Linked DNA regions of Homo sapiens: all the other regions are linked to region 3. Evidence: chromatin loops called from intact Hi-C (ENCODE). Cell type or tissue: PC-9. All regions are shown on one strand.

Region 1 (8,000 bases), 360 kb after region 3:
AGGTTCAGTGTCTAGTGAGGCCCTGTCTCTGCTTCCAAGATGGCGGCAGTTTCAGTGTCTGGTGAGGGCCCTGTCTCTGCTTCCAAGATGGCGCTTTGTTGCTCTGTCCACCAGAGGAGAGAAACGCTGTGTCCTCACATGGTGGAAGGGACAGAGCTGGTGGAAGGGGGGCAAACTCCCTCTATCACACCCTTCTATGAGAGCATTTAATCCCATTCATGAGGGCAGAGCTCTCATGCCTCAACCATCTCCTAAAGGCCACAGTTCTTAATACTGTTGCATTGGGATTAAATTTCAACATGAATTTCGGAGAGGACAAAAACATTCAAATCGGAGAAGTAGACATTCCAGTCCATTCTATTCCCTCATTTCACATACCTCCCAACAAGGTAACCCTCATTTATGATTTAGTGTGCACACTTCTTTACACTTCTTTGTTTTTTCCCTTAATTTTCTACAAATATATTTAGATAGACACACACACACACACACGGCATCACACATTTAAAAGAAATAAAGATGAAATCATGTTTTACATCTTAGTTTGCGACTTACTCATTTCACTTAGATTATGAACCTTTATCCAGGCTATTTGTGTAGATCTAAACCTTTTAAAAACCAGGGCAACGTAGCAAAACCCTGTCTCTATTTTTTAAAAAAAGAAAACCAGGGCTGCTTACATCCTATGTGCACTAACAATGGTCATTAGGCAGGGTTTGATTGCTAAAGAAGATTCAAAGAGTTCAAGTTGACAGTGCTTACAAAGCTACTGCTTATTGCAGCAAACCATTCATTTAATGCAACAGCAGTTAAGTAAGACATCAAGGGATCCAGAGAGGGCAGGTGCAAGCTCCAATTGTTCCACCTCTGGAAGAGCCACGCAAGACATACCTTCTCTCTAGAGTCACCTGTGTGTCACAGAACACCTCAGAACTGGGAAGCCCAAGCTGGAGTTTCCAGCAGGGTGTCATATACCCCTCTGCTCATGTAGGCATGTTTCTTGCTGTGTCACCAGCCCCAAAAGCACAGTCCTCCAGGGGTCTCACCAAGACCAGGAACAAATCATCAATCTCACTGTTATCAATACACAATGCTGAACAAAGTAAAAATAAAAATAAACACTGCTGATAAGCCAGTACAAACCACGTTGAAATCCCTCAGACTCATGGTTACAAAACAGCACTGTTAATGAGTATCTTTAATGCCTTGACCAGGGCTCAGTGCTGTGCAGGAATAGCTCTTATTTCGGTAAATCAGCCTATGTCAATTCCAGGCCTGCTGGAGTTAACCCTTGCAACAACCATGGTTGTTTTATATATATAAAACAAACAAAAGCTGCCACAATAGAGGTCTGAGAAGGAAGCTCTATGTTACTTCATTCTCACACTGCTGTAAAGATACTACCCGAGACTGGGTAATTTATGAAGAAAGAGGTTTAACTGACCCACAGTTCCGCATGGCTTGGGAGGCCTCAGGAAACTTACAATCATGGCAGAAGGTGAAGGGGAAGCAAAGCACCTTCTTCACAAGGCAGCAGGAGAGAGAAGCATGAAGGAGGAACTTCCAAACACTTATAAAACCATGAGATCTCGTGAGAACTCACTCTCTATCACGAGAACAGCATGGGGGAAATCAACCCCATGATCCAATCATCTCTTTCCCTTGACATGTAGGGATCACATTTTGAGATGAGATTTGGGTGGGACACAAAGCCAAACCATATCATGCTCCAACTTCATGATGAATTCTGATGGGTCAGCGTGAATGCCTGGGAGTGCCAAGTCTCGAGAAGACCTCACCTCTGAATATTACCTCTCTGCTGAGCACCCAGATGTCCCTCTCTGCTAAAAAGACCTCTTTCCTTTCCTACCACTCACCCCAACTTGGCTAGGCTTAAGCATGATTGACAGACAGAGGTTAAGAAACACCATCTGAGGCCAGGCGCGGCGGCTCACACCTGTAATCCCAGCACTTTGGGAGGCCGAGGCAGGTGGATCACCTGAGGTCAGGAGTTCGATACTAGCCTGGCCAACATGGTGAAACCCTGTCTCTACAAAAAATACAAAATTAGCCAGGCGTGGTGGCACGCACCTGTTATCTCAGCTACTTAGGAGGCTGAGGCAGGAGAATCACTTGAACCCAGGAGGCAGGGGTTGCAGTGAACTGAGATTGCACCATTGCATTCCAGCCTGGGCAACAAGAGTGAAACTCTATCTAGAGGAAAGAAAAAGAAAGAAAGAAAGAAAGAAAGAAAGAAAGAAAGAAAGAAAGAAAGAAAGAAAGAAAGAAAGAAAGAAAGAAAGAAAGAGAGAGAGAGAAAGAGAGAGAAAGAGAAAGGAGGAAAGGAAGAAAGAAAGAAGGAAGGAAGGAAGGAATGAAGGAAGAAAAAGAAAGAGAGAGAAAGGAGGAAAGGAAGAAAGAAACAAAGAGGAAAGAAGGAAGAAAGAAAGATAGGAAGGAGAGAAAGAAAGAAAAAAGAAAGAAAAAAGAAAGGAAGGTAGGAAGGAAGGAAGGAAAGAAAGAAAAAGAAAAGAAAAGAAAGAAAGAAAGAAAGAAAGAAAGACCATCTGAGCTGTGAATGTGACCACAACACATTTAAGAGGGTGGGGACAACCCTCACTGGAATTATCTCATGTGTGCAACTGGGATGCAGAGTGGGGTTGGGTAGGAAGCCTGCCAAACTGCCTATGGGAGCCAATAATGGTCACCCGAATAGGACACAATGCTGCCAATGGACTATATGTGTAGTTTCATATGTGTAAAATACATACAACCTTCAATGCATGTTGTTGGTTTTTGCTATAACTCTTGAGAGACTGGAAAAACATCATCTGTCATCATAGGATTTAACCCTTGCTTAAGATCCGGCGGCAGCTTCTGGTGGGCTTCCCTAGTGCGGCGTCCCTGCCCCGTCTTGCTCTGGCCCCTCTCATTCTCTGCTCCAGCCAGACTGAACAGCTCTTACTTCCTTCTAAACGCTTCCAACATTTTAATCTTGGCTCTACCTTGGAATGCCCAGGGTTATGTGACTTGCCCAAGGACAAAATAAGGATGTAGTGGAGTTGATATTCAAAGCCGGATTTATCTCACTCCAAAGCAAGGACAAAGAATTCCCTTAGGAAATCAGCGGTGGCCCATCTATTTGTGTGGAGAAACAAGAGTTGCTTATAATTCTGGGTAGTGGGATGTCCCCATCGCTTCACCTAGTCAACACCTGTGTCTCATTTAAAACTCAATTCAGGCATCGCTGCACTTTCAGTGGGTTGTTTTTTTTTTTTAGGTTTGAAGCTCATTTAACAACGAGCAAAGGGGTTGCAGAGTAAGAACGCTGATGTTTTTCTCTGGGAATAGGTGGCCACATCCAAAGACAAAGAAATGTTCGAAGTCTTTGCATTTGGAGAGAAAACACCATGCCCATTGCTGCAGCCTGAATTCCCAATGAGTAGTGCCTCTGTCTGGAGTTAAAGGATGATGTACCATGTGGAACCAGGATGTGGTAACTCCTTAAACCCTGCCACTCTTTCACACCTTTGATATGACTCATTTTGATGAAATTCAACGAACTCAGAGCACCTGCTCATGCAGCAGAATATTTTTGAGCTAGAAAGCTCCACGACTTCCTCTCCCTAAGACTGCAGAAAGCTTAGCCCCAGGCTATGAAGAGAGCCAGCAGAATGACCACTGGCACCAGAGGACACTGGTCTTGCCCGCCCACCCTTCGCTGTGCCGGCTCCTCACCCCTGTGCTGGGTGCAGTAGAGGCTGGTCCTCCAAGTCTCACTTGGGACTTGCCCAAGTGAGAGACACTAGGGCAAAAAATATAGCCATATATGCATGCAGATATATACCAGCAGAATGACCACTGGCACCAGAGGACACTGGTCTTGCCCGCCCACCCTTCGCTGTGCCGGCTCCTCACCCCTGTGCTGGGTGCAGTAGAGGCTGGTCCTCCAAGTCTCACTTGGGACTTGCCCAAGTGAGAGACACTAGGGCAAAAAATATAGCCATATATGCATGCAGATATATATCAGCAGAATGACCACTGGCACCAGAGGACACTGGTCTTGCCCGCCCACCCTTCGCTGTGCCGGCTCCTCACCCCTGTGCTGGGTGCAGTAGAGGCTGGTCCTCCAAGTCTCACTTGGGACTTGCCCAAGTGAGAGACACTAGGGCAAAAAATATAGCCATATATGCATGCAGATATATATGGCTATACTTTTTTTTGCTGTTGGGTTTTTGTTGTTGTTGTTGTTGTTGTTTTGAGACAGTCTTGCTCTGTCACCCAGGCTGGAGTGCAATGGCGCGATCTTGGCTCACTGCAACCTCCACCTCCCAGGTTCAAGCGATTCTCCTGCCTCAGCCTCCTGAGTAGCTGGGATTACAGGCGTGCACCACCATGCCCGGCTAATTTTTTGTATCTTTAGTAGAGACAGGGTTTCACTATGTTGGCCAGGCTGCTCTCAAACTCCTGACCTCATGATCTGCCCACCTCGGCCTTCCAAAGTGCTGGGATTACAGGCGTGAGCTACTGCGTCCAGCCTGCTGGCAGACCACCAATTCGTATATACTGACTGATGTCAGTTTCAGGAAATCAAAAAAAGTATATGTATATGTATATGTATATGTATATGTATATGTATATGTATATGTATATGTATATGTATATGTATAATCTAAATTTCCATCCATTTCTACATCTGTCCAGAAGGATATTCATTAAAATATTAACAGCAGTTCTCTCTGGATGGCAGGATTATAATTATTTGACTCACATATTTCCAGACCTCCCAAATTTTCCAAAGTTCCTGTGCATTAGCTACATGAGCTGAAGAACAAGCCCAAAGCCCATTCTTTTTTAAATAGCTGAGACTCCAAGTCTAGGGGATGCTCCGAGTGACGGACAAAGCCCTTCCTTCGAGGATGATTCTAGGAAGATCCTGGGGCGTCAGCCTTCTCTGGGCAGCGTCTTTGCTGCCCTCTGCTGGTCATTTGGAAGCTCGGCAAGTCCAAGTCCAGCCCCTTTCTTGTGGAGCAGTTTCTTCTTTAGGTTTGCCCTCTGAGGCCCAATTTCTTAGAACTGTTTTCGTTTTGTTTCATTTTTCTGAGATAGAGAATCCTTTTAAACTTAAAAAAAAAAGAAAAGGGCCGGGCGCGGTGGCTCACGCCTGTAATCCCAGCACTTTGGGAGGCCGAGGCGGGCGTATCACAAGGTCAGGAGATGGAGACCATCCTGACTAACACGGTGAAACCCCGTCTCTACTAAAAATACCAAAAATTAGCCGGGCTTGGTGGCGGGCGCCTATAGTCCCAGCTACCCGGGAGGCTGAGGCAGGAGAATGGCGAGAACCCGGGAGGCGGAGCTTGCAGTGAGCCGAGATCCCGCCACTGCACTCCAGCCTGGGCGACAGAGGGAGACTCCGTCTCAAAATAAATAAATAAACAAACAAACTAACTAAAAAAAAGTTTAAAAGAAAACTTCTAAATGAGGTGGCTCCAGTGTAAGCCTCTTTAAAGCTCTGATGGAAAAGTCATTCTTTTAAAAACCCAAACCACTCAGCCTCCATTTCACAGCCAGAGAGAGCTGCAGTGTCATTGCTGGAGGGGACCCAGGGCGCGTTCACCTGCTGATTTCTCACTGTTGATTGAGGATCAGTCTTTGGTTTTGGTCAGCGTCATTACTGCCAAAGCCACCAGCACACCTGCCAAGATGCAAAGGATGGTGTTTCTCACGGAGTCAGAGGAGGCCGTCTGCTCCGTGCCCTTACAGAATGCCAAGAAGTCATGGCTGGTGCTGGAGCCCTCAACCCCAGAACACCTTAAGACTGTGTGGCTTTAACAATTTACACCACCTCTCTGTTCCTTCATCTGCAGCATGGAATTGTAACCATGCCTTCCTAGATTTAAACTCCAGTTCCACCATGTACCAGCTGATAATCTTGGACATGTTACCGACACCTCTGTGCCTCAGTTTCTTCATCTGTAAAATGTGGGGGGGAAGTAATTCATAGGGCTATGAGTATGGAATTAATTAATAATTGTGAATAATTAGAAAAGTGCCTGGAGCATAAATAGTTCTCGGTAAATGTTTATTATTATTGTTACTGTTACCAGTTACCAAAGCATATTATTAGTTAAATGTCATTCTATGAATGCATACAGTTTGGAGTAAGGGATTTATTATCTGATAAGCCTTTTGTATTAGGAACCATCCTAGGTTCTATTTATTTAATACTCTCTGCAACCCTTCAAGGAAGATATTCTTTTCCTCATTTTACAAATGAGGAAACTAAAATGCAAAGATATTAAATAACTTGCCCAAGATCACACAGCCAGGAAATATGGAGCCAGGGTTTGATCCCATTATTTGCCTCAGAGCCTCTGTTCTTTCCTGTCCATTTGGTTGAATGCTACCCACTAAAGTTAGGTTGGTTGTTAGTCTTTTTTTTCCAGACAGAGTCTCACTATGTTGTCCAGGCTGGTCACACACTCCTAGGCTCAAGTGATCCTCCCACCTCAGCCTCCCAAGTAGCTGGGAATACAGGCACATGTCACCGCTTTTACTAATTTTTTTTTCTGGCATACTTTATCTCCCACTCCTACTTGGTTATAAGTTAGGGTAATACCAATTGCTGTAACAGATAAACTCCAAATCTCCATGGCTTTACAACAAACTTTATTTCTCATGCATGCAATAACTCCCCATTGGTGGACAGGTCTTCCATGTGGTGATTCAGGGATCCAGGCTCTTTGGTCTTGTGGTTCTACTTTCCTCTGGGACATTGGAGTCTTCTGCATTTAGCTAGTGAATGAGCAAAGAATATGGGCCAGGCCTGGAAGTGGTGCTTCTCAACTGTCCACATTACATTAACTTAAAACTCAGTGGCGTAGTCACACCTCACTGCAAAGGAGGCTAGGAAATGTAGTCTTGTTCTGTGTCCAGGAGGCAGAGGAAACATGAGAGCTAGTCTGCCATGCCGGCCTATGTCTTATAGAGCCTTGCTGTCTTAATTTAAATTTTAGTTCCTCTGGGAAGAGATCCTGACTCCCTCAGGTCTGGATTGGACACCCCTCCTCTGTACTTCTTCCCTTCCTCTCTTGTGGCATTTATTGCATGGAAATACACACACAGACACACACACACACACACACACACACACACATATATATATATATATATATTTGAGACAGGGTCTCACTCTGTCATTGAGGCTGGAGTGCAGTGGCACAGTCATGGCTCACTGCAGCCTCAACCTCCTAGGCTCAAGCGACCCTCATATCTCAGCCTCCCAAGTAGCTGGGACTACAGGCATGCACTACCATGCCCAGCTAATTTTTGTATTTTTTTTTGTAGAGATGTGGTTTCACCACGTTGCCCAGGCTGGTCTCGAACTCCTGAGTTCAGGCAATCCTCCCACCTCGGGCTCCCAAAGTGCTGGGATTACAGGTGTGCACCATCACGCCCGGCTGGAATTATAATTGCTTATGCATCTGTCTCCCTCATTAGACCGTGGGATCTAGGGCAGGGGCTCCATCAGTTTTGTCACTGATGAATTCCCAGCTGTGACATGGAGCCTGGCACAAGCCAGTGTTAAATAGTTGTTCGATGGATGATGTCTGGGATAATGACTGAGGGGGCAGAGGAAGTGGTTGCGATTGGTCTCTTGGGCTCCCCCCAGAGTGGTGTGCTCCCCTCCTCCGCTTTCAGTCAGTTTCAGAACCATGGGACAGCTTGTCCGGGAACAGGGCTGGAAAACCCTCTGAGGTTGAGGTTGGGGCCTCTGTTCTTTAAGAGTGGAACTGAGACGTTGCGTGTGGTCACAGGTTGTCTGCACCTCTGCACCTGGCACCAAGGAGGACCCCACACAGACGTTCCCTCCATCAGTGAATTCCAGCACATGTACCCTACAGAGCCCGGCTTTGAACTTAGGCAACATAAACCACCACCATAAGGATAAAGCAATAGATTGCACTTACTTATTTACGATTTAAGTCTTGTTCACT
Region 2 (8,000 bases), 160 kb after region 3:
AGTCCAGGTATAGCCAGTTGCTTATCTAGCAAACTCCATCCATCTTCTGAACAGAACAGTGTTGTGTTCAAGGTCTCGCGAGGCTGCAATCAAGGTGTCAGCTGAGCTGTGTTTTCAGCTGGATGTTTGAGTGGGGAAGAGTCCACCTCCAAGCTCACTCAGGTTGTTCACAGACTGTATTTCCTTGTGGCTGTATAACTAAGAACTCTGGCATTTTGCTGGCTGTTGGCTGAGGCTACCCTTCGGTTCTAGAGGCTGCCTTGTAAACTTCTTCAACACAGCTGCTCACTTCATCAAGCCTGCGACAAGAACCTCTCCAGTGCATGCCAGCAAGATGGGGCCATACACAGACATAAAATTACGGGAGTGACATCCCATCACCTTTGCATTTTCTATTGCTAAGAGGCAAGTCTCAGGTTCCACCTGCACTCAGATGGAGGGAATTACACAAAGGCATGGACATCAGGAAGCAGGAATCACTGTGGGTCACTCTAGGATTTGTTATCCACAAGGGATCACATTATCTGCTTAGAATTTCAAACGAATAATAAAACCAAAAAAAGTTGGTCTGCCTTTTAAAAATTTTCCCTTATTTAAAACTTTATTCTTAATAAAGAAAAATGAGAAAACCCCAAAACTTTCTTCTTTAATTGGCAACCTTCAAAAAAGATATTCACAACAGGACTCAGAGCAAGGGCAGAGATCCCCAAAGAGATGGTTTTTCCTTAATTCATCAGGCTGGAGCAGAGTTTAAACCAAGCTGGAACCACTCCGGCTCTGGCCACAACCTAATCTCTACATCCTGGCCTCCATCACATTGGCCGGAAGCTGGTTCGCTTCATCCAAGGGTCTAGTTTGAGGGCATTCATGGCTTCTGCAAGTTTGAGCATCCCTTGCTCCTGGTGCTGGCAGTGCCACTCAGCCATGGACTGGAGCATCCACTTGGTTTGGAGCTTGTACCAATAGGAGCTGTAAACCACGACCTCGGTGAGGTCTGAAGACTCCAGAGCCTTCAGCTGGAGCATGGCCTTGCTCATCTGCTCGATGTAAGGGATTATCCATACGGGCCTGCTGGGGGAAGGGGATGAGAGCTCCCAGGTAGGGCACCCAGGCCAGCACTGGGCACACTCACCAAAGGTGGCTTCCAGCAGCCGCGTCGGGACCTAGAACACCTCTGGGCCTTTCAGGTCTTTGGGCAGTCTGCCTTTTAAATAAACACTATGAGCTGGCAATTCTAATGTTGTCAGTGACAAAGTACTTCTTCCTGAAAAAATCTTTGGTTGTTTTAAGTCCTAAACAGTTGCTGGGATTACTATTGAGTTTGAATAATGTAATATGTACGCTTCATTTTAAAAAATTACTTAAAAAACAGAGATAACACAATGACTGTGAAGACTGAATTTGAGTTGCTTCTGTTCCATGTAACCATTTGGAGTTTTCGTGTTTAAAATTTAAAATTGCGAAGCAGTGTGATACAGTGTTTTGCCATGTTTTTATTTGACAAATGCACATTTTAGTTAATAACTAAATATTTTTACTAGATTTGAATATTATCTTTAAAATAGATAATTCCTTTTGCTTATTTATTTTTGAGAGAGGGTCTCCCTGTCACTCAGGCTGGAGTGCAGTGACTGCAATCAAGGCTCACTGCAGCCTTGACTGCCCTGGCCCAAGATCTTCCCACCTCAGCCTCCCAAGTAGCTGGGATCACAGGTGTGCACCACCATGCCCAGCTATTTTTTTTTATTTTTGTAGAGTCGGGGTCTCCTTATGTTGCCCAGGCTGGTCTAGAACTCCTAGGTTCAAGTGATCCTCCTGCCTTGGCCTCCCAAAGTGCTGGGATTACAGGCGTGGGCCACAGCGCCCGGCCCCCTTTTATTTTAAATCTAAAGAAGACTCGAGAAAAAAAACATTACGTCAGTAGTAGATTTAGGAGATGCACTACTAATACTACGTAAGTTTCTCTTGTGCTGCCTGGGAATAAAAATAAACACTTAACACTAACTTGGGGCTCACAACATGCTTGACACTGTTCCAAACACACACACACACACACACACACACACACACACACACACTCATTTTAAAAGTCCTCATCTACTCTTAAAGGTAGGTCCTGCTATTATCCTTATTTTTGTAGATAATAATATAGTCTGGGGCGCAGAGGTCTGCTCAAGATCATCCAACTGGAGTGGCAGCGCTGGAATTAGAGTCCAGGCAGTGTGGCTTCAATGCCTGAACTCTTAGCCATTAGAAAGGAAAAACAAAGCAAAATCAGTATCCGCAACAACCTTGCAGGCACGGAGGCCCTCAGAAGGGACAGGAGAGGCCGGGCGCGGTAATCCCAGCACTTTGGGAGGCCGAGGCGGGCGGATCACCTGAGGTCAGGAGTTGGAGACCAACCTGGCCAACGTGGTGAAATCCTGTCTCTACTAAAAATGTAAAAAATTAGCCGGGTACGGTGGCGCGCGCCTGTAGTTCCAGCTACTTGGGAGCCTGGGGCGGGAGAATCGCTTGAACCGGGAGGCAGAGGTTGCAGTGAGCAGAGATCGCGCCAGTGCACTCCAGCCTGGGCGATAGAGCGTGACTCCATCTCAAAAAAAAAAAAAAAAAAAAAAAAAAAAACAAAGGAAAAGAAAAAGAAGGGACAGGAGGGCCTCCTTCCGCTCCTGACCAGCCCCTGCTGGCCCGTGGGCAGAGGGAGAGCCGGCTTCCAGGGACCTCAGGGAGGGACGTTTGGGAGTGCTCTCTCAGCGTCCCCTCCACCGCCCTCTCTACACCCTTGCCGCGCCCCTGTCCTCGTCGGCCAGGCCAAGGTTTCTCCTGGCCCTTCCCAGCTTCCGGCCCTTTGCTCCAGGGCAGGTCGCAGGGCCAGACGGTGCCAGGAGCTCGCGAGTCCTCTGTTTACTGTTTGGTTTCCACGGTGACACGTAGGCGCCGTCAGCGACTCCCGTCACCGCCCCGCAGCGCGGCCCCCACCCGGCGCCGTGACGCCGGCCCGCCGCTTCCGCTCTGCCCATATTTGGCTCAGCCACTGCGCCGCCGGCCCGGGGTAGGCTGTGGGCGGGACTCCCGCCGCGCCCCGCCCCCGGTCCCTGCCCCGCCCCTGGAATGCTGGGCGAAGGCTCCGAGCCACGAGACCCCCGCCTCCTGTCCCGGGACCCACCCAGGCGGAGGCAAGGGCAGGGGCGCTGGGGGCCCAGAGAGAGGGCGCCGCGATGGATGAATGAGCTGTTTCCAGCATTCCTGTGCGTCTGCTGGTTGTAGCTGCAGTCAAGATTTGGGGCGGTCTCGTTTGTTGTGGGTGGGTGATCTGGGATCACGATTTTCTCACTCTGTGCCCGGAAATCATGCCATCTCTCGCCCAACGCTGTATTTTATAGGCTTCAACTCAAAATTTTCCTTCATGGCACAGTGGAAAGCTTTGAAGACGGCGGTTCTGGGGTCAGTGTTGCCCCTCGGGGGATAAGTGACCTTGGGAAGGCCATTTTCCTTTTCCTGGCATGATAAAACGAACCGTGGGGGTGGTCCATAATGGTTGCAGCACTGTCATCAGGCTTGTGAGGGGAGCTTTTCCATCACCCTCTAACCACCCCCTCCCCAGGACATAACTGGAATATCAGTGAAGTTCTTTGAGCATCGACCCCCTACAGTTCTGCCCCCTGTGGTGATTGGATTTGTGTGTCTCTGCACCTTGCTCCTATTAGGCGCTTAATGAACTTTAGTTAACTGATTATTGAATGAATAATACGAATCACCTTCATAAATCCGGACCCCTGCAATTCCTCTTCCAGGCCGGGCGAGGGGGAGGGTAGGGGATGGGGGAGAATATTGAGATGATTAATAATCGCGCGGCAGGGTTGCTGATGTAAAGCGATTTGCAGATCTAAAGGGCAATAAGCATTCCTGGGAGAAATCCAGCGAGATTCCAGAAGTCTCTGAGGGAGCCGTGGGTGTGTACCGCCGGGCCCAGAGGGCGGGGGTGGGGCAGGCAGTGCCGCAGTGGCCGCTGCTGGGGAGCCGATTGCAATTGCGAGGAGAAGCGTGGGGTTAATCCTTCAAGACGCCTGTCACCATCCTCCCACCCCCATCCCTGCCCCCTAGATTCCCCAGTTCCTCTGGCTGAAGGAGTGTGTGTTTTCCAGAGTTTCAGAGCTGGAAGTCACATCGGAGACTTTTAATCTAATTTAACCTATTTCGCCAACAGGGAAATTAAAGCTCAGAGAAGTTGGTTCGACCATCCAAACTTGCACAGCTAGTTAGAAACTGATAAAAGTCAGGATATCTAGCTTCAAATAGTGTTCCACATCGCCTAGGTGCTTCTAATTTCCTGTGCTTCAGAACCCTGTTGCCTGGCTCAGCTGGTGGGTTGTACATTTAGGCTAAATATTGACTTCAGGGCTCTTAAAGAACGCCATTGTCACGTCTGCTGCCACACGCAGCCCACACCATGACACCAGGGCCTGGGGGGGATGGCCAAGAATTGTGTACTTCCTAAAGCCTCAAGCATTCCTCCTTAGAGCAGCTGGAATGGTCACCCCTGTCCAGGGAACAGGAGTCGGCTGTTCTGAAACCAGTCTTAGTCTAGCAGTTGGTCACTTTTCATAGTTACCCAAGCCTTGCATTAAACTTTTCTCAGCCAAGATTACAGCAGGAGGCAGGAGTAGCCCTAACCCTTTTCTGCTGTTTGGAAGTCTTTTCATGGCACATGGAGGGTTCCTTGCTGGGGGTGGGGAAGAGTGCCTCTTCAATGCTTCTCTCTTTCTCTTTCCCCTTTCAGTCTCACCCAACTTCCTCTTACACGCTGTTTCTTCCCTAACTTCTAGGCTGAATATGAAGGCAACTCGGACTAAGAAGACGACTGCTTTCCAACTGCCCTCCCGTCCTGCAGCCGCCTGATTTGAGGAAGGGGCTGGGATCCTTCCCCTTGCCCTCTGGTTGTTCTTGGAGTTACAGCAGCCCCGCGGCAGCTCTGCCCCCTAGTGCACATGTGAGGCAGCGCGCCCTTCTCCAATCCAGAAGCCTCGTCGCGGTGCTGCCAGCAAGGGAGTTTTTCTGTATTCACTTTGGTGGAAATAGCAAAACTTGACAGAAAAAAAACCCAAGCCAAACCAAAACACACGAACCATTCTAGCCTTTTCTCTCTTTCGTTTCTTTCTGAGGATCTGGCCGATTTGGATGCAGAAAACATGCCTGTTGCTTCTGCTGCGAAATCTGCTCTTTCTCTTCCTGCTATCGGAACCCTGTCCCTTCTTTCAAAGCCTAATTCAGGCCAGGCGCGGTGGCTCACGCCTGTAATCCCAGCACTTTGGGAGGCCGAGACAGACGGATCACTTGAGGTCAAGAGTTTGAGACCAGCCTGGCCAAAATGGTGAAACCCTGTCTCTACTAAAAATACAAAAATTAGCTGGACATGGTAGCACACGCCTGTAATCCCAGCTACTCGGGAGGCTGAGGCAGGAGAATCACTTGAACCCGAGAGACGGAGGTTACAGTGAGCTGATATCAGGCCACTGCACTCCAGCCTGGGTGACAGAGTGAGACTCCATCTCAAAAAAAAAAAAAAAAAAGCCTATTTCAAATTCCACCCCTTGCCTAAAAACTTTTCCTGACTTCTGACTTTCCTCTCCTATGCGTCTTTTTTATTTTTTATTTTTGAGCTGGAGTCTCACTGTGTCACCCAGGCTGGAGTGCAGTGTCGCAATCTCCGCTCACTGCAACCTCCGCCTCTGGGGTTCAAGCAGTTCTGCCTCAGCCTCCCGAGTAGCTGGGATTACAGCCACCCGCCACCATGCCTGGCTGATTTTTTGTATTTTTAGTAGAGACGGGGTTTCATCATGTTTGTCAGGCTGGTCTCGAACTCCTAACCTCAAGTGATCCACCCGCCTTGGCCTCCCAAAGTGCTGGGATTACAGGCATGAGCCACCGCGCCCAGCCATCCTATATGTCTTTTGAAATATGGCTGTACACAGGCTCAGCACACAGTGTGCACTTATATACTGTATTTCTTTATTGGGGTCCAAGTCTGTGCATCTTTTGTGTTCACAGACCCCAGGGTGCCCAGCACAGGGCTGGGGACACAAACTGCTCTCAATAAGCCCCTGTTTATTAATTAATTGATTAGCTTCCACAGAAACAACTGAGGTTTTGCTTCAATAAACCTTGCAGAACTCTTAGTTCTTTAGGGACTCTGGATAGTGATCTAATCAAATATGGCCTTGCACAGTAAGTCATTTCACAAAGCAATTTCACAAGAGAACACTAACATCACCCAGAGTGGGATGAGGAAGTCTGAAATTTGAAGTGGACTCTCAGAAAGATGAGGAAGGTGGCGGTGCTGTAGACAGGTCAAAGGACAATGACTTAGGAGAGGTGGGTCTCTGCTTCTGGGATAGAAGACGCAGCACGGGCCCTAGAGTTAGCTTCATATCCAGACTCTACCACTTGCTGTATGTCCCTGGGCAAGTTTACTCTTCTCTCTGTGCCTCAGTTTTCTCCTCTGTAAAAAAAGGCCGGGCATGGTGGCTCCTGCCTGTAATCCCAGCACTTTGGGGGGCCAAGGTGGGCGGATCACCAGCGGTCAGGAGCTTGAGACGAGCCTGGACAACATGGTGAAAACCCATCTCTACTATAAATACAAAAATTAGCAAGGTGTGGTGGCACGCGCCTGTAGTCCCAGCTACTCTGGAGACTGAGGCAGGAAAAATCGCTTGAACTCAGGAGGCAGAGGTTGCAGTGAGCCAAGATCGCACCACTGCAGTCCAGCCTGGGTGACTGAGCAAGACTCCGTCTCCAAAAAAAAAAAAAAAAAAAAAAGTACCTATCTCATAGTGATACAATGAGGGTGAATTAGCTGGTATTTGTAAAGTGCTAAAGCAACACCTTGCACCTCGTAAGTACCATGTAACTGTTTGTAAATGAATTTTCCAGCTTAGCTGTCTTGTCATTGGAATGGGGATTGATTATATGTTCTCTTGGTTCCCTCGAGCAGTGACCTTTCAGGGCAGTGCATAAGCTTTGGGGTCAGGCAGGTCTGGGTTGACTCCTATCTTTGTCGGTAGTTGTGTGACTTTGCACAGATAACTTCTCGGAACCTCAGTGTTCTTATCTGTGAAATGGGAATAATTGTGTCTACTTCAAAAGACTGTTGTGGGTATTGCATGTTTGTAATGTGCCTGGCACAGAAGGAGTGTAATAAACAGAAGCTATAGTTATTATTGTGGACAAGAGCAGCCACATGTAAAGGAAAATAGAGTTTCCAAGGTCATTGAAGTTTCCAGAAAGACTGAACATATCAGATAGCAATGAGACCAGCTCAACTTGTGGAGCTTGGTGGGAGGGTGGGCCTGGGTCTGCGCCAGGAGTAAATATCACCCCATTTGAGGAAGCAGAAACGGTGTGACTTGCACATCAGCTCTAAGAACATTTTCTGCTCCAGGGCTGTGCTGAGGGCGTGGACCCACTGGGGCTGGATGCCAGGAGCTGGAGGCCTCTCCGGCTCTCCTTCCCAGGAGGGGAGATTTTAGTAGAGAGGGTGTGGGTGGGCCTTGGAAACCTCTTGTTGTGTGTGCGTGGGGTGCGGGGGAGTGTCAGAATGGCCCAGGGATATCTGGCCTTGGTAGGTGTACTCCCAGGCCTGGGGTGGCCTTCCTCATGGCAGAACCTGCCTTCACGGCTCCTCAAAGCTGCCATCCTTCACTCCAACTGAAGACACCCCTGACTGATTGCCTGCAATTATCCGAGGAGTGGGGGAAGGAGGGTTTTGGTAGTCTTGCAGCCAAATTAATCTTAATTCCCTTCAACTCGTGTGGAAAAGTACCCAACGAAATATGCAAATGCTGCATGTATTCCTTCAGTAAAGGGGAAGGAGGGTTGCAACATCAAACAATGATAGGGTGTCGCAATCCTAAACGTGTGAGGAATTACTCTTAAGGTCCTCGTACTTGACAGCTCCGGGCCCCCATGACACATGAGGAGTTTTGTGCTCCGAAACAGGCCAG
Region 3 (8,000 bases):
TAATGTGACAGACCTAGTAAGAGGGAGCTGGGAAGTTGAACCCAGCAATCTGAAAAAGCAGGATGTGATGGGGCTAAGAGAAAGCCATGTGCCTAGCCGGGCGTGGTGGCTCACACTTGTAATCCCAGCACTTTGGGAGGGCCGATCACTTGAAGCCTGGAGTTCGAGTTCAGCCTGGCCAACATGGTGAAACCCCGTGTCCACTAAAAATACAAAAATTAGCCAGGCGTGCACACACCTGTAATCCCAGCTACTTGGGACGCTGAGGCACAAGAATTGCTTGAACTGGGGAGGCGGAGGTTGCGGTGAGCCAAGATCATGCCACTGCACTCGAGCCTGGGCAACAGAGTGAGAACCTGTCTCAAATACATAAAAATACATTGTGTCATATCGATTTGTGAAAAGTTCCTACTTTAAGAGAGCTTACATGTAACAGAAAACCACCAGGCAATTAAAACAGTTTCTATAAGGGCTATTAAAGTGCAAGATTCTAGAGAGGCATTTAGGAGTGGCATCTGTCCAAGCCAAACTTGCTGTGTGAGTGCAGGAATATACAAAATGTTAAGTCTAAACAAAGTAGAGAGATCATTTCAGGTAGAGGCCATTCCATCTACATCCTCCTATTAATTAGAAGGCACTTTGAGGATAGGTATTGCCTCTTGTTTATCTAGATAAACTCCAGAGTTTAGTTTGGCTTAAATCTGTTAATTCTATTAACTTAATTCTGTTATTCTCGATTAACTCTGTTAAACAGAAAAGATGCTCAATAAATTGTTTCTCAGTTGAATGGGAAAAAACCAATTACTTAAAATTGGGAATGCTGACTTTCAAAGAGGCTGAATAGATTTCAGCCTAAGCTTAAAAATTCATTTTTTTCTGGCACCTTTGCAACGAGGAACTAGTTTTCTATAACGTGGTTGGCCTGAAACTGAATTGTTCTAATGATAATGCATAGATACTACAAGCCTAGAAGAAACATGTCCTATTATAGAGCAGAGACATTCCTGCTGAATTCTTCATTATATTGGATATAACTGAAACTAATTGTCTTACCTTTGAATATTTATAAGTTCAAAAATAGTCAACATTTATTCTAATGGTATAACTTTTTTTTTTTTTTTGGAGACAGTCTCACTCTGTCACTCAGGATGGAGTGCAGTGGCATGATCTCAGCACACTGCAGCCTCCACCTCCCAAGTTCAAGTGATTCTCATGCCTCAGTCTCCTGAGTAGCTGGGATTACAAGCGTCCGCCACCATGCCCAGCTAATTTTTGTATTTTTAGTAGAGAGGGCATTCTGCCATGTTGGCCAGGCTGGTTCTCGAACTCCTGACCTCAAGTGATTGGCCTGCTAAAGTGTTGGGATTACAGGTGTGAGCCACTGCACCTGGCCAAGGTGTAAAATTTTAAAGCGCCTTTGGTTGAAACCAAACTATTTCCACATTGTACTTTAACAAGTGAATGGTTAGAATGCTATTTTGCATTAGTTTCCAATTTGTGAATGGCAAATTCCCAGGGGCCATAGAGTTACTGTCAAGATGAAAGAATCTACCAAAGACCAACCCAAGTTTATACCCTTCACTGTCTGCCACGGTAGCCATTAGCTACATATAGCTACTCAACACTTGAATTGTGGCTAGTCTAATTTTAAGCTATAGATGCGGTATAGCTTGAAATGCACACTGGATTTTCAAGATTTTATATGAAAAATGGAATGCAAAACATCTCATTAACCATTTTTATATTAACTATATGTTGAAATAATATTTTGGGTATATTAGGTTAAATACACTACTAAAAATAATTTTCGGCTGGGCACAGTGGCTGATGCCTATAATTCCAGCACTTTGGGAGGCCAAGGTGAGCAGACCACGAGGTCAGGAGTTCGAGACCATCCTGGCCAACATGGTGAAACCCCATCTCTACTAAAAATACAAAAATTACCTGGGCGTGGTGGCATGTGCCTGTAATCCCAGCTACTCGGGAGGCTGGAGAATCAGCAAATTTTACCTGTTTTTTACTTCTTTAATGTGATACTAGAAAATTTAAAATTATACATGCAGCTCAACATTTTATGAGACACCACTGCAGCAGACTAAATAAATGATTTATAAAGCATGTATTGGGCCGGGCACGGTGGCTCACGCCTGTAATCCCAGCACTTTGGGAGGCTGAGGTGGGTGGATCACGAGGTTGGGAGTTCAAGACCAGCCTGGCCAACATAATGAAACTCCATCTCTACTAAAAATACAAAATTAGCTGGGCGTGCTGGTACATGCCTGTAATCCCAGCTACTCGGGAGGCTGAGGCAGGAGAATTGCTTGAACCCGGAAGGCGGAGGTTGTGGTGAGCCGAGATCATGCCATTGTACTCCAGCCTGGGCAACAAGAGTGAACTCCGTCTCAAAAAAAAAAAAAAAGAAAAGAAAAAAAAATTATACCCCAATAATGGGAACCACTACTTTACACACTATGGATTCATAATAAAATTTATTTGAGGGAGAATGGAGATAAGAGGATAAATAAGAGGCCAGCCAGTGGGTGTGCAAAGCACTTCATATTGGCTCTTGGAAAGTCGCTTTGTGAAAAATGTTCAACTGTAAGTGAAAGGAGAGGAGAAAAGACGTTTACCTCCTGGAGTGGGGTTTTGCATTGGATATGATAGGCCTAAAAAGTGAGTCCTGAGGATTCATATACCGGGGGTGGGGGGTGGGGGTCTTTTAGGAATGAAAGGCAGGGGAGATGGCTCTCTGTAGGAGTGATTCTATGCAATTGCAATTTTAATTGCAAAAACCACAATTACTTTTGTGCGAACCTAATAGTAACAGTTTCCAAAAGAGAGAAGATAAAGAGAATAAAATGCCTAGCTTACAGAACCATATTTGGTCTGAGGATGCATAATTAAGGATTCTTAATTATATATATATATATAATTTACATATATTACATACAAAATATGATAATCTTTTACTAGCTCATATAAACTATCGATCTGCAGTAACTGAAGAATAACAATATTTTTTCTCTAATTCATCAGGTATAATTTGCCATAATTTAAAAGAGAAATATGGAAGAATTATCACCAATCCAGACATAGAAGTACTCAAGAGTAACAGTACACCTAAAATGGTTTCTGCTAGCCTTTATTTGAGAAAATTTACACAAAAATCCCCAATCCAACATTTACAAGTGAATCTGTATAAATCCCATATGCCTCTTTCCCAAACAAACCAAGAAATGGCTTTATGACAGGGGTCCATGACAATGGTATAACAAGGCTTACTTAAACTGCATCATTCTCATTTATATTATACAGACCATTTTGGATAATATGCTCAAAAATGGAGGAAAGCACATAACACCCGATTTTAAAGCTTATTTGCTCTTGTGTCAGTCTTTTGTCAAAGGCAAATACATTTACTTTTTAGATAAAACCAAAGTATAATATCAATTAACTTTTAAACCAAAAGCACAAAATGTCCCAGTTGATAGTTTCGGCATGAGTAAAGGGAAGGGACATGAAAGAATGTCAACTCCTACAAAGCTTAAGTTTAGGGTCACACTTGGGAACAAAAGCATCAACGAAATAAAATATTCTCTTCTCCTATCTTCTTGACATTTTGTCACATCACAAGAACATAACTAAGAGAGTAGCTTTCGTTGCTCCTAAAAAGGGGAAAGGCACCAGTCAGAAATAGGAAAGAAAATCTTGTTAGGCTAACGGTACATGATAGAAATTTCACATTTAAAAGTTTAAAGATGGAGGCTGGGTGTGGTGGCTCACGCGTGTAATCCCAGCACTTTGGGAGGCTGAGGCAGGCAGATCACTTGAGGTCAGGAGTTCGAGACCAACCTGGCCAATATGGTGAAACTCTGCTTCTACTGAAAATACAAAAATTAGCCAGGCATGGTGGTGTGCACCTATATTCCCAGCTACTCAGGAGGCTGAGGCAGGAGAATTGCTTGAACCCAGGAGGTGAAGGTTGCAGCGAGCTGAGATAGTGCCATTGCACTCCAGCCTGGGCGTTGCAGCAAGACTCCGTCCCCCCCCCCCCAAAAAAAAAAAAGTTTAAGGATGTATCTTAACCCACATATTATTTTCTCTACTTGGATGCATCCTCTGTAACTTAGTATATGTAATACTACAGATAGACTTTCTCAACATTTGCTGCCTATGCTAAGGATCTGCAGCCAGGTTCTCAGAAGCAGTACCTACCAATTCTCAACAGCAGATGGCAATGTTGTACAAGTTAACGACAGAACTACTTTTATGCCACAGGAGAGGAAGACACAAGGAGTCAAAAGGGGGAAAAAAAAAGTTTGGGTTCATAGTAGCAGGAACATTAACAGAATAGCCTGAGATTTTAACAGCATAACTCATTCCCTCTTCCACCTTTGTACTTTATCCAGGTCAACACATCAGGGTTCTCTAACGATTCCAGTATTCTGTTTCTTTACTGTAAGATACATGTAATTCTTGCCACTGTGATTAAACAAGCCCTGTAATAGTCAGCAGGGTTAAAAAGAGATTACGGAAAGGATAAACTCCTACCTACTTTCTTGGGAGATGTGGGAAAGATTTCAAGTCACAGCATTTTTCATAACTGTTTATAAACAATGGTCATTTATATCCACACTTTCTCTTATTTACATTAGTTTTGGCCCTTAGGCAACTCATACTCCTACAGTGATTATTGGCTTTGCTTTCATAACATGTATTTTTAAGTATTTACTCTCTTAATGGCCCTCGATGTCTATTTTATACATCATATCTCTTAATTCTCTAGATGGAACACTGAAGGACAGGAATTAAGTAAGTGACTGGCCATGCAAGGGTTGGAAATTTTACTTATTTTTCCTTGGTAGAAGTTATGTTAAAAATTCAAGCAACCACATATCTAACAGAGGAATTTTATCTAGGATATATAAAAAACCTCTCAAAACTCAATAGTAAAAAGAACAAATGACCTAAATAGAAAATAGACAAAAGACATGAAGACATTTCACCGAAGAGGATACATAGATGGCAAATTAGCACACAAAAAGATACTCAACATCATTAGCCATTGGAAATGCAAATTAAAACCACATGTGGTATCATTACACACATCTATGTGAATGGTTAAGATAAAAAATAGTAGTAATACCAAATGCTGGTGAGGATGTGAAGAAACTGGATCAATCATACATTGCTGTCTGAATTGTATGAGTGGCTGTATGTAAAAAGTAGAGCCACTCTGGAAAAAGAGTAGGGTAGTTTCTTACAAAAATATATGTGTTTACCATACAACCCAACAGTTGCCCTTTTGAGCATTTATCCCAGAAAATGAAAATGTATGTTCACATAAAAACCTGTACATGAATGTTCACAGCAGCTTTATTAGGGCAAAAAACTGAAAACAACTCTTATGTCCTTTAGTGGGTGAATGGTTAAGCAAACTGTGGTACATCCATACCATGGAATACTACTCAGCAATCAAAAGGAACTGCCCCCACTTCACCACGATGCAATATATGCATGTAAGAAATCTGTACTTATACCCCCTAAATATATAAAACATTTTTAAAAGAAAAAAAGGAAGAAACTATTCATACATGCAACAACTTGGATGGATTTCAAGGGAATTATGCTGAATGAAAAAAGATCAGCCTCGTAAGATTACATTCTGTATGATTCCATTCATACAACATTCTTGAAATGACAAAATTACAGAGATGGAGGACAGAACAGTGGTAGCCACAGGTTGGGGTGAGGGTATAAGAAAGGGATGTGGCTGCGGCTGTAAAAGGGCAGTGCAAGGGATCCATGTGACAGAACTGTTCTGTCTCTTGTGATGGTGGTCACATGAATCTACACATGTGATAATATTGCATAGAATTAAATACACATACACGAAAAAAGTTCAAGCAGTTGAGCACAAATATTTTAATTGTCTAAAATGACATTTTCTTTAAGAGTTATCTACAGTTCAAAGCTCACTTTTATGAGGTGTCACATCCATCACCATTTTAAGAGATATAAAATCATGAAAAGATATCACCAGAAGCTATGTAAACATTTCAGCTAAGGGTAAAGAGAAAGTTAAGGGTGTTTTCACAAGGAAATTGAAAGAGGGCAATCCAAATGAAGTCAACATGGTCACACAAAAATCTTGGTAAAAGAACTAGAATGGAAGCCCAAGCTGCTGAGCAAGTGGGAGAAGAAAAGAAAACATAGTCCAAACAGATCACACAAGGGAACCCAGGACAAATGCTGACTTTGGCATTATCTAGGTAACCCCTATTTTTTGTCATAGGTGACTCTAATAATAGACCTATTGTTGCAAAACCAGTCAAAATCCTACCAAATTAAAAAGAAGTCCCTCATTGACTTGTTGGGTGTAGGTGGTACCCCATGTCCTCCCACACCAAAAGAGATCAGTTCTGGCAAGAAAGCTCCAACGTGCCTTGATGGTGCTGTTGGTAGGATGCCTTAGGCCAGGCACGTCCCAGCGATGTTCTGCTGGCTGAGGTACAAGGTGGGAGGAGAATATGCCTCATTCATTACTCAATCAATTTCTTGGCCTTGAAGAAGCGTCGCAGGTAGAAGACCTGCCAGGTAGCTAGTCCAATGAGACAGAACATTGAAAAGATGCTGAAGTATAGGACCCGAGTGTTTGTTGACTCTAAAAAAAAACAAAAGCATTGTAAACATAATGAAGTGAGCCTCCTCAGCTGGCTAAACAATGGCAGGGGAGGTGGGTAAAGGCAATTAATTAACTTCACTCTGTCCCTAGGTCTAACAGTAGGATTTCAGATAATTTTTCTTTTTAAGTTCATTATCCTGGCTGGGCATGGTGTAATCCCAGCCTGTAATCCCAGCACTCTGGGAGGCTGAGGCAGGCAGATCATGAAGTCAGGAGATCGAGACCATCCTGGCTAACTCTGTCTCTATTAAAAATACGAAAAATTAGCCAGGCATGGTGGCTTGTGCCTATAGTCCCAGCTACTTGGGAGGCTGAGGCAGGAGAATTGCTTGAACCCAGGAGGCGGAGGTTGCAGTGAGCCGAGATCGCACCACCGTACTCCAGCCTGAGCGACAGAGCGAGACTCCATCTCAAAAATAAGTAAATAAATAAAAATAAAAGTTCATTATCCTATATATAAATGTTGAAAATTACAAAGATTGGTGCTATCAGTTTGATGTGGGTATAGACTAATTGAGGATGTTGTCACCTGCCTATCACAGTAGGAGTTTCTACTCTCTTGAAAATCTAACAAGGCTCATTTACCTTTAGCAGCAACAACAGCGAAGCAAGCAATTTCCCCTCCATATACCCACCTTGGCAAAACTGAGAAAAGGGTACACCAGAATTGAAAGTTTGGAGACTGTCTCATTTATGGGTCACTTAAGAAGTAAGAGTCGCCTTCCCCCTCACCGTTGGTATCACGCATCTCCTCTTCTCTCTTCTTCATGTAGGCAAAATCATTAACAATAGATTCTGAAAGGTCTTCTAGGCGTCGCAGCTCTACCTCTAATGGTTTGAGCTTCTCAACTTTTGCAATCTGGAAAAGAATGGAATATTTTCAGCTCTCTGAAAACATCGCTTCAGTCAAGAACATAAAGAAGGCAACAGAGAAGTCTTTTTTAAAGTTTCACCAGATTTAAATTCTCTCCTATCAATCATCCTAACATATTTTAAAATTTGGGCTTCTTTCTTTCCCTATAGACTATATCTTTCCATTTCAGACCTTTTTTGATACTTTAATTTTGACTAAAATCTTAGAAGTAATATAATAACCGTAGGCTATAAAGTAAGATATACTATTGTCTCAAGATTTTTTACTTTTTTTTTGAGACAGGGTTTTACTCTGTTGCCCAGGCTGGAGTGCAGTGGCACAGTCTTGGCTCACTGCAGGCTCGACCTCCTGGGCTCAGGCAATCCTCTTGCCTCAGCATCCCAAGTAGCTGGGACCACAGTCATGCACTGCCACACCCAGCTAATTTTTATACTTTTTCTA

Evidence for each region. Peaks named below come from ENCODE experiments on the same cell type or tissue, not always from the same donor. Only the 100,000 strongest peaks of a DNase experiment are listed, where the experiment ranks them.
Region 1: a loop joins it to region 3, with 7 times the contacts of the local background. A loop is called at or near these places in 84 of 110 quality-filtered maps.
Region 2: a loop joins it to region 3, with 9 times the contacts of the local background. A loop is called at or near these places in 108 of 110 quality-filtered maps.

The regions. Positions count from the first base shown.
Region 1 is chr14:75,483,996-75,491,995 of GRCh38, forward strand. No RefSeq gene overlaps it. Among named protein-coding and RNA genes, the nearest start is that of BATF, 34 kb to the right of the region's middle. In PC-9, CTCF peaks have their summits at 4,977 (motif pointing left) and 5,180; DNase peaks (open chromatin) are centred at 3,556 and 4,956; H3K27ac peaks cover 836 bases.
Region 2 is chr14:75,291,294-75,299,293 of GRCh38, forward strand. LINC01220 (long intergenic non-protein coding RNA 1220) reads left to right here and starts at 3,111. Exons shown (of 3, transcript NR_038421.1): 1 at 3,111-3,248; 2 at 3,384-3,444; 3 at 4,827-5,117. It also overlaps the pseudogene DPPA5P4. RefSeq lists an enhancer at 2,679-2,818 and a silencer at 2,889-3,348. In PC-9, CTCF peaks have their summits at 3,602, 4,964 (motif pointing left) and 5,164; DNase peaks (open chromatin) are centred at 2,888, 3,278, 3,948, 7,888 and 2 weaker places; H3K4me3 peaks cover 3,099 bases; H3K27ac peaks cover 3,835 bases.
Region 3 is chr14:75,128,343-75,136,342 of GRCh38, forward strand. It overlaps TMED10 (transmembrane p24 trafficking protein 10), which reads right to left. Exons shown (of 5, transcript NM_006827.6): 4 at 7,418-7,544; 5 at 3,127-6,664. The coding sequence ends at 6,543. Among named protein-coding and RNA genes, the nearest start is that of NEK9, 5.3 kb to the left of the region's middle. In PC-9, CTCF peaks have their summits at 4,214 (motif pointing right) and 4,428; DNase peaks (open chromatin) are centred at 4,259 and 4,599; H3K4me3 peaks cover 597 bases; H3K27ac peaks cover 2,210 bases.